Regions from separate parts of the Mus musculus genome. Here region 2 is linked to region 1. A link is a loop called in an ENCODE intact Hi-C map of the cell type or tissue named here. Cell type or tissue: left cerebral cortex. All regions are shown on one strand. Each heading gives the region's core, and the rest is flanking DNA. Links, peaks and the distances in the headings are about the cores only.

Evidence for each region. Peaks named below come from ENCODE experiments on the same cell type or tissue, not always from the same donor. Only the 100,000 strongest peaks of a DNase experiment are listed, where the experiment ranks them.
Region 2: a loop joins it to region 1, with 2.9 times the contacts of the local background. A loop is called at or near these places in 2 of 42 quality-filtered maps.

Annotation. Positions count from the first base shown.
Region 1 is chr3:13,730,742-13,736,136 of GRCm38, reverse strand. The region is part of intron 1 of Ralyl (RALY RNA binding protein-like); the gene reads right to left. Among named protein-coding and RNA genes, the nearest start is that of 4930539N22Rik, 81 kb to the right of the region's middle. In left cerebral cortex, for the core only: no CTCF peak of the experiment used is centred there; DNase peaks (open chromatin) are centred at 1,424 and 2,647.
Region 2 is chr3:13,237,543-13,242,937 of GRCm38, reverse strand. No RefSeq gene overlaps it. Among named protein-coding and RNA genes, the nearest start is that of Ralyl, 230 kb to the left of the region's middle. In left cerebral cortex, for the core only: no CTCF peak of the experiment used is centred there; DNase peaks (open chromatin) are centred at 197 and 2,832.

The DNA of each region.
Region 1 (5,395 bases), core at 165-5,164:
GTCATATTCCAGTAGACCTAGCACAATTTATTCCTGAAATTTAAGATTCTATAAGCAGTAAATGTAAGGCCAGAATAGTTTTCCTGATACATCATCTAAATTATTTATTTATTTTCAATTACATTCCAATTGTAAAGGTGTCTATTTTTCCTTGCTGTGAATTATGTGATGACTCTCATTGTTCATTAGAGCACTTCTGTAGTTTTTTTTTTCTTAGAATATTCTTTTAATTTTGTACTGTGAAGAGATTTGTAATATAGACAGAAATTCTTAGTGGGAAAATCTGTTTCTTTTTTTTGCTTAAAATTAATGTTACTATAGAATATCCTAACTTTTTCTTTATTATTACAAAGAACTTCAAATTTCCACATTTAAGGGAATGGTATTTCTAGTTTTATCTGAGAATAAGATGTTTAGCTGTGGATTTTAAATCGCCCTTTAGCAATGAAATTTATAGTATATTTGTCCAAGAATCATTCTTATTCACTTGTACATTCAAACTTCTTTTTATCAAAGAGAAATAATATTTTGCAATGCAGTCTTACTACCTGTACATGAAAGTACCATTTTACTATGCTTCTATTACAAACACCATGTCTAGGAGAATTAATTTCTAGGAAATAAAAATAAAATGGGGTGTTCTTTGAAGTTACTGATCATTTAAATTTCACCAATTTTCTCAAATTTATTTCAGGTGATATTCTTGGTCTTTCCTTGTACTTGGCAATGTCTCAAAAAATGAAATAAAGAATTTCCTTTCATGGCCCCTCAGTCCTGTCAGCTTGCACCCTTTGCTTCTCTATGCATATCCCACACTGCTAGGATTTGCAGGATTTGAATTCCTAATCTATTCCCTCCATCCCATCTTAATTTTATCCTGTATGCAGCCAAGATCTCATGACTCATCATTTCTTTTTTTAACCTGTTTTTCTTTTTTTATTAGATATTTTCTTTATTTACATTTCAAATGCTATCCCAAAAGTTCCCTATACCCTTCCCTGCCTGTTCCCCTACCCACCCACTCCCACTTCTTGGCCCTGATTTTCCCCTGTACTGGAGCATATAAAGTTTGCAATACCAAGGGGCCTCTCTTCCCAAAGATGGCCAACTAGGCCATCTTCTGCTACATATGCAGCTAGAGACATGAGCTCTGGGGGTACTGGTTAGTTCAACCATTTCCAAAAACCCCCTTTCTTGTCTTATAAAACCTGTGCTTCAAATCTTCCCAGAAAGCATGCTTTCTATGCTTTAGGGCATGGAATTTTTCTGTGAATCAAATCAAAGAATAAAACCATGTAAGGTTGAGCCCCCACAACATGAACAGGGAAGTCAGCACAGCCAGCAATCACTCCTTAAGACATTTGCTTTGTTCAGTTTCCCCACAGATGGCATTTATGTCTTCATCACTTGCTTTAAACACTCTATGACACCCCCTTCTTCCTCATCCATAGGACATGATGTTAGCACTTTATTTATAGATTAAATAGAAGCCATTGAGGAGAGGATTCTCTCAACCCACTGCCTTCTCTACAAGTTCCCATTCCTCAGAGCGAAACCGTTTACCATCTGTACCCCAATTCTCTACAACAAAGAACACTAAAATGGAAAATGTTGATCTTGTTGAAAATCCTTCCCTGACCATTTGCCTTTTTAAGATAGGCTACTCTACATACCTTACCGTGGCTTTAATGCTTTGACCCATGCCTCTGGTAAGTATGTCTGTCCGTATCAAATGGTAGCTTATAAACATGCATTGGTGCCTCCTAACTGCTGTGCTTATGGCAATTAACTAATTATCAATTTCTTGACCATCCCATTTACTTTCCTGGCTACTCAGTGAAGACTTTGAGCACTTTGAGAAAGAACTCATGGAATATTTTCTCAAAAGCTTTCTTAGAGTGTTGTCTGTCCAATTTAACTACTCCTTCTAGATGGTCTATCTCCTTCATAAAATATAATCATAGCATCTATGGTGAGTTATAAAATCACTTCTTTTGTCCACATTTATTGTACTTCCATGTACAAATAAGTAGAATTAAGTAAGTGCTAAATGTCTTCAAGTAACTTCTGAGTACTAGCAAAATATTTTTCTTATCAACAAGAAACATTTGAACCAAGCTTAATTATTACCTCTTGCATTGGCAGTTGCCCCTATAATTTTGCTATATAAGTATTTAGTCAAAATTAATAAGCTTTCCTCGATGATTTAAAATAATAATGGAATGGAAAAGATTGCTTTTAATATAGCTTTCCCCCTATGTGTTTATAGTCAGTAAATTATTGAAGAATCATAATTATATTTGCTAAGAAATTTGAGTCAGTAGTAATAAAAAGACTTGGATTAAAATTGAAAATAAAGTCATTAGAAATTAGCAATAAGTGAACAATTTCCACAAGTGAATAATGAAATAAGAGGAAATGGATGCAATCACATTTAAAGAAACAGTAGGTATTATATAGGTTTACCATTATATTATACAGTACAATACTTGTGCTTCTCATTTTATGAAGTGCTTCTAAATGTGGGACTGTTAATTATATCCTGTCTGGAATGCTACAAAATAAAGTTCTGTGTGTGCTTGGAACTCTTTGGGTAATTGGAGAGTGAGACCCACTCACAGTTTAAAGGTAGGAGAAGAGAGTTCTGGGGAAAACACAGCAAGGAAAATCACTCCTAGCTCCCAAAGATTTTGGAAATTCAACAGTTTTTATTATAGCTGTGGTTACAAATGTGACTATGGAGAGAGATGACAGCCTATGAAACTGCTTCTCTGGTCTCTGAGTCACTGCTCCATCAGTTAGTGGTGAAGGGAAAGCTCTTACTACTCTTATTAATGCAGAGAAAATGCAACTTCTAATGTGTACATTTAGTCTTCTATTTGGAATGACAAAAACTATAATTCCACATATGTTACTGTTGCTTTTGACCATTAAAAACAGAAAAGAATTAGATTTTTTATTACCTTTTTTATAGTCCATAGAATTATATATTTTTATATAAGCATTTGCATCTTCTGGATAAAAAACAACAGATACTTTAAATTTCATATTAGTCCCTTTGTTTTTAATAAGTTTTACAGTTTGAGAAACAAATGTATTGATGCTCAAGGCATCCCATCATTGAATGTCCTTGCAGGACAACCATTATGTTCCACAAAACATACAGTGATGCTTTTGCTAGGATTATAAACCTACATAGTGAAGAATGACAATTTAAAACAAGTTTAGCTAACAGAGAACAAATAGGGACTAGAAATATATTCAGCTCTTAAGGCTCTCAGTCATAACATCAGAATATACACTATCCATTATAAAGTCACCATTTATAAAGTTCTAGTTACTGGGAAACAGTGGAAAGTTACTATTTTCTAACTCAATAAACATAGTATATACAGAATACATGCCCAGGAAAATGCATCCACTCAGTGTTCTATTTGATGCAAATTAATTAATCTACTGCTTTCATAATTAATAATCTTTCATAATTAATAATCAGAGAATGGAACTTATGAATCAAAAGTGTGTACTCTAGGCAGATGTCTAGAACCAGGCTTGATACTGCATTTAATGCTGCTTACTGATTGTGAAAACATCAGGACACAATATCATTTTGCCTTTTCTTTGGGAAAATGGAGACATGAATACAAATAGTCTCAAATATTCTCTTTCTTTAGACTCAGTCTCTACAGTATTCATATTACGGGCTCGTACTGCCTGCCTGATTGGATACTGTATTGAATTAGTTCATTAATACAGAGCTCCAATCAGATGTATGATTGGAACTTGAAAGACCATTCATTACTGTATTCAAAGCTCTTTGAGAGTCTGCAATGAGTCAATATTTGTGCTAAGCACTCAGGAACAATATCTCACACAGCCTGTTTCAGGGAACTAAATATTTCTCTTTGCTTCACTGGTCTTTGTCTCCCCGTGTTTTAAAAAATAAATTGTTTGCTAAGAACAAAGAGTTCTCTAAAATGCTATACAAAAAGAATGAAAGCATGTTTGATCTGAGTTCTGAAGGAAGAGTTTTAGCTATTCACTCTCAGAGAACACAGAGGATCAGTTAGTGGTTCTTGCAGCATAAGCGGTATGTAAGACAGACAGGAACAGAATGGGAAAATAAGAAATCAGAATAGATGAATGGATCTTAGGTAAACAGGGATGTAAGTCAGTTTGGGGAAAATGAAATTTTCATGTTGATATGAAACTTGTAGAACAGATAAAATGATATGGAGATTGGCTTTAGAATCAGTTCAATTCTTGTTAACCTAGCATTGTTTGGAAAGAAAAACTGAATAACTGAACTGCATGCTTAATAAAGAACTACATTTTAAATGTTTAAGAAGATAAACATAAGGAAATAGGAAAAATTATCTTGGCGTATTTTCTATCATATTAGGCTGTTTAATTTTCCTTTTAACTACATAATGACATAGCACTTGGATATGAGTAAAATTCCTCAGCATCCAACAAATTCTTGTATTTTTTCCTAGAAATTCGAAAATACAAGTAACTTAGAGCATTTTTTGAGCAAAACTTTATAAGAACCAACCAAATCAGACATTTGTTATATTTGAACTTATTTATCTTTGTTCTGACTAAAATGATTCTCTTTTATCATAATGAACTTGTTTTTCTTGCTGGAATAATAATACCAAGATTCCAGTTTCATATTCCAAATTGGATCTATTAACATTCTTATATACCAGACTCAATGTCTACTTTTTTTGTTTGTTTGTTTTTCGAGACAGGGTTTCTCTGTGTAGCCCTGGCTGTCCTGTAACTCACTCTGTAGACCAGGCTGGCCTCGAACTCAGAAATCTGCCTGCCTCTGCCTCTCAAGTGCTGGGATTAAAGGCTTGAGCCACCACTGCCCAGCTCAGACTCAATGTCTTATCAAGTCCTGATAAGTTATTTCAGTGTGATAGGGTTAACATGAAGAAATGTTTTAAAGTACCATTGGCTGGAAAAATCAAGGGATGCCACTGGATTCTGCCAGAGACATACTTGTCCAACAAGCCACTACTTCAGTACTATCATTCAATCATTTCCCTTGAATTCTATGAAGCAGATGGCTCATGTTTTTGGCTATTTTGCATGACAAGGCATCTTATACTATGTATGCTTAGCCCAGTTTATGCTATACACAAATTAATTCAGATTCTATGAACCTTTTATTCACGTAGTATTTTAGAAACCATGACAGTTATTCTTTGCACCAAAGTTCTAGTATATATAGAAATCTGCTATATGTCCGGTAGTGGTGGCACAGGCCTTTAATCCCAGCACTCGGGAGGCAGAGGCAGGCAGATTTCTGAGTTCGAGGCCATCTTGGTCTACAAATTGAGTTCTAGGACAGCCAGGGCTATACAGAGAAACCCTGTCCAAAAAA
Region 2 (5,395 bases), core at 159-5,158, 490 kb after region 1:
CCAGTCTAAAATGCTTCTAAATTCACAGGATAAATTTGGCCCCATTATTCACAATGCAATAACACTAAATGGTCACTTACTGGTACCTTAAAAGGAAACTTTTACAACTCTCTTGCCAGTGATCTGTCAGGTTTCCCCTCCCCTGCATTTTCCCACGGCTTACCATCTGTTCCCAGGTCCATGCCCCCTTACTGGCATACATTTTCCAAGTCATTGCCTACACTTCTGTACTCTAGTGGCCATTGCCTGCTGTCAAGCCACACCATGTTTCTCACATTCCGCACACTATGTTACTTAGATTTGTCTTTATGTTTGTCTCTGTCACACTTCTGCTGTTCCATTCTAAGATACCTAGCTCCTTCTGCCATTGTAAGATATAAGAGACATGACTGTCTTTCAGGCAGAACTGCTGTTTCTGCTTCATCTTAACAAGAGTAGTCCTGTGACCATCCATCCCCTTTGTTATGGGCAGCTCACACATCACTCCCTCCTCACTTTAAGATAGGCTGAATTGGAAAGTGTCTCCAAAGGCACTTTCCAATTAAAATAAGGTAAATAATGATTTCAATATTAAAGATTAACAACAGTGAAAAGATTAAAGACCACCACTGCCTTATGTTATGTTTCGCCTTGATTTTACTACTGTCATTAAATCACAATGTATTTTCATTATTTGCTAGATATATCCAAGACAAGTAATTAAACAAACACAAACTGTCTAACTCAGGTTTGCTTAGTATCTCTCAATATTGTCAGAAATCTGCTAAATGTAACGTTAAATGTTTAAGTTGATTATGATAGACGATGGCTTGTAAATTTTGACAGTTTACCCCCCACTGTCTCTGAGAAGACAAGTTTCTACCTAGATTGTGGTATGATAACCACTGCTCCATTGCCTTGACTGCTGCCAGCAAGAAGTAGCTAAAGATCTCGATAACCCCATTTTTGCTTCACCATCACCTTTTTCTTGTTTCCCTTTAACTAAACCAAAATGGAGAAATGTTAGCATTCCTTGTAGGTTTCACAGCCAGTTAGGCCTGGCTTACTATAAAAGGGGCTGTTTGCCCCCTCTGTGCTTACACTCTTATTATTTTTGTCTCTATTCTATACCAGACATCTTTCTCCCTCTTTCCTCTTCCTTTTCTCTGTTTTCACATGTACCTGGCTGGCCTCGTCCTTTGCCTCTGTCTCTGTCTCTGAGTCTCTCTCTCTCTCTCTCTCTCTCTCTCTCTCTATATATATATATATATATATATATATATATATATATATATACACACACACACACACACACACACACACACACAGACACATATTTTTTTCTCTCTGTCCATACTCCCTTCACAACTCCCTGTCCCACGCCTTAAATAAACTCTATTCCCTACTATACTCACTGTATGCCTGATACCTCGGGGGGAAGGGATGCCTCAGCATAGGTCCACTGATGCACCCATCCTACCTCACCATACTGTCCGCTACCAAAACATACCCTAGCCTCTTTCTTTTTTATAAAACATAACAGCAAGTGTACATATTTAATGTTTAAAATCTTCCAAACACATCATGAATACCAAGAAAATTGTCCTATCATTGTAGGTGCCTACCTGCTCCTTTGCCAGTCAAAACTACTCTCTACCATTTTGTAAACATACTGTGTATATATACATACATGTATTGAAAGGAAATAAAACTTGAGACCCGTGATTCATGTAATGTATGTCAAATAGCCCAAAGAGTTGTTTGTGAGCTTTGAAACCTGGGGCTGAGAACATAGCAGAACAGACCAGGACATGGCCTGGCAGGCCTGTCATGTCACCTCCCTACCTCCCACCCCTCTGACCTAAGTTAAATGTTAACAGGCTGCTGATGTTTAAATGGACCAATCATGTGAAACCGCGCCAATTCCTCCCCCAGCCCCACTCCTTTTCTATAAAAACCCCTAGCTTTCAAGCCTCGTGGTCGAATCCACTGTCTCCTGTGTGAGATATGTTTCAACCCGGAGCTCCACCATTAAAATACCTTATGTTGTTACATCAAGGTGTTGTGTTCTGTTCGTGATTCTTGGGTGCACGCTGAATCAGGAGTTGAGTGGGAGTTTCCCCACTAGGTTCTTTCAGTATGTATATGTGAATGATTGAATGTATATAGATACAAATGATAGGACAGAATGGAGCTTTATGTTCTTCTTTTTAAAAGGCAGTAATATCGTATTAAAAAGCAGGAATCCTATCTATGATGCCTTGAGTGAACTGCAAAGTACTAATGGTTTTTAAGTCAGTTGTAATAAGTTTTTAAATAATTCACAGAGGATTTTTGTTTGTTTGTTTCAGACCATTGTATTTTGTTTATCTTAAATAGAATCTGTGATTTAATGCATGACAAATTAATTTTGTAAGGCATTCTATAAGTTGAATTCACTAAGAAAAGAATGGCAAATGATTATTTTATCAGTTAAAATGTATCAGAAAAAATAATCTGTATTATCTCACAGATTTCAGGAATAGCTGCTGATAACAGCAACAGAACAAAATAAGTTCCTATACCTTTGAATTAAAATCTATGTTTGGAGACTGGTTTTGCAGTGTGAAATAAAGCTATCAATCCATCAGTTTATCCATATGTATTTTTTTCTTTCAGTTAGTATCAGGAGACAGAAATCCAAAGCTCTCTGCTAATGATTTCCTTAGTAAACCTTTGTCTACCTGCAGTGCTAATCTCCAGCTTTGAATTCATGATGAGATCTACTTTGTTTGGGATTTGTTTCCATCAACATTTCATCTCTTCTATTTTTATTTTAACAATGTGATGTGGAGCTAAAAGTCAGCCTGCTAAGACAGCATCTCACACCCACTTTCCCCTGGCAGCCTCTTTTATATCACATTCCACAGCAGTAATTTTTTTTTTTAGCTCTCTGATTGGTGAGATTTCAAAATATTGAAATGCTATAAAGAATCTAGATCTTTGTATGTGTAATTTTGTGAGTGACTAGTTATCTACAGAGTAATATTCTAATCTAAATTACACATTTGTGTGCTTTGTATATAAATCCTTTTTGTACATTGACTACTGTGGATCATTATAGAACCATCTTTAATTACATGTTTGAAACTTAAAAATATATAGATTGATGAAATATAACAATTCAAATCTATTTGTTTAAAATTAGAAATTTGAAATAATTTAATTTTGATTGATAAAACTACACAGGCTGAAATTGTATAATTTTGCAATCTTAATCTTTATTAGGCATATATTTGGCCCAGAAATACAAAAGCAAATTAAATATGTGCCTCCCTGTAGGGGCTATCTAGAGTAGCCTCCACCTACAAGGTATGTTAAAGTTGCTTTAGATATCTTGAAGGCATTCTGGCCCTTGTCATAGAGAGAAAGTCACAGAATGTGTAATCAATTTCAAGAGTTGCACAGAGGATACCATGTTAAATCTAGATAAAGAATAAACCCATCCCTTACTAACTGGATCTTCTTACCTTCACAACCCCTCACAAAAAAGACAGAAGTATAAATTGTCCTTGCAAACAATGTGCTTGCTGAGCAGGTGTAAATGGTGTCAGGTATTCACTACCACTTTTGATGTGTTAAGATGCGTTTAACCAAATGTCTTCTTTTGCTTCCTTAATAAGGCAGTTTTCTTGTTAATATTAAGTATATTTCCAGTGTATTTCTGAAACAAAGTGAGAAACTGGACACATATTTTTAACTCTATTCCTTTCAAAAATACTATGGAGAGAAAAGTGAACATTAAAATTTACAATGATAAAAAGAAATTGATGAACAAGAAGAAAACATAATTCTTCATATATTATTTAAAAAATTGAGGATTGGTTGCTAAGAAAGTCAGAGAGGCAAGTTGCAATAAGTAGCAGATCACAGCCAACAGGTAGAAAGTCTGTTTTGTGGATGGGGTAGAGGGGAGAGTCATTATCTGAAGTGCCACCTTAACTGCTGGAATGAAAAAATAAGGATTCATTACAAATCAATACGTTCAGTGGGTGGCTAGTCACTTCTCTGCATTCCAGACTTTAAGTGCAGCTGCTCATCCATAAGGAAGCTGAATGCCTTCTCAGAAGAGAGACAGGTTAGTCAATCTAGCTGGCTCCTGAGTTGATTAGTGTGGACTCAAGGCTCACACAGTACCGTCCAGTTTTAAGGCACCAAAGTGTCCTGAGAACAAGCCGAACATACTGCTTACATATCAACCTGGGTTCTTTATTGTCACCTTAGAATTGGTGATGACCAGTATACTGACAAAAATTTGAAATGAAAAAAAAAAAAAAAACCAATATTTGAATTGAAACATAAAAGTTGTCTTTGATATAAAATTTAAAAAGAAAAATCTGAAAATAAATTTGTAGTCATAGAGTATATCTTGACATATTAGATCCTTATGAAAATAAAAACAAAACAACAGAAAAAAAATGTCACCAGGAAGTGATTAGGTAACAGGAAACAGTGCTGAATGTCTAACAAGGGTTGAGAAATCAAAGTTCCACTAAAAAGTTGAAAAAACAAGGAAAATGCTGCCCAAAAGCACACTGAAAAATGAAGCAGTATACTGTAAGTATTGAAACCTTAAGTTATTAAACCATGACAACAAACATTATCAACCCATGTGATATTTGAAGAAGGGATGATAGAGAAAACAGAGGGGAAATAGTCCTAAGAATAATTGAGAGATGTCTTTCCAAGCTGAGAGACAATATTTTACCAAATTTGGTAGATGAAAGAAAGAAACACCAAGTTATAAGAAAGATAACAGAATATTCAAAGTAAAAAAGTAAATTTTTTAAATGCCCCAAAATAAGGTGAATTAGAATAGATTTAAAATTATAGAATCACCAGTACCTTCACATTTCTATAGTTTTTTTTTTTTCCTGATAATTCTTTGCCTGGCATAATTGCCATGAGATAGAATGAAATCTTTGAATATTTAGTAGTTACATAGTTAATTGTCATGTACCTATAGAATTTTTTTTTTTTAGCAAAATAAGAGAATTAAAGAAAATCTCAAAAGTGAACTTTAAACCAGAAATATGACATAAGAGAACAGAGAGAAACTGAAGCCCCAAGGTAAAGAGCAGAAACTAGCAATGAGATGCTGTCCAAGAAGAATTCCCAAGTTACAGAGGTAATATTTGGCAGCTTAGAAAAGTTTTGAAGAACAGACTAAGACGGAGAGTTGACTATTATTAGAAGAAAGTAGCTAATAGCCATAGAATTTTCAAAGAACTGATTAAGATAGTGTCATTTTCAAGGTTGGTGTAATAAATATTTTGTTATTCATAATAGCATAACCAACATACTGATTTCAAATTATGCAATCATTTTAAAACCAGGGAGCACAGGAACTAATTTCCCTGAGTAAAATTAACCTTGG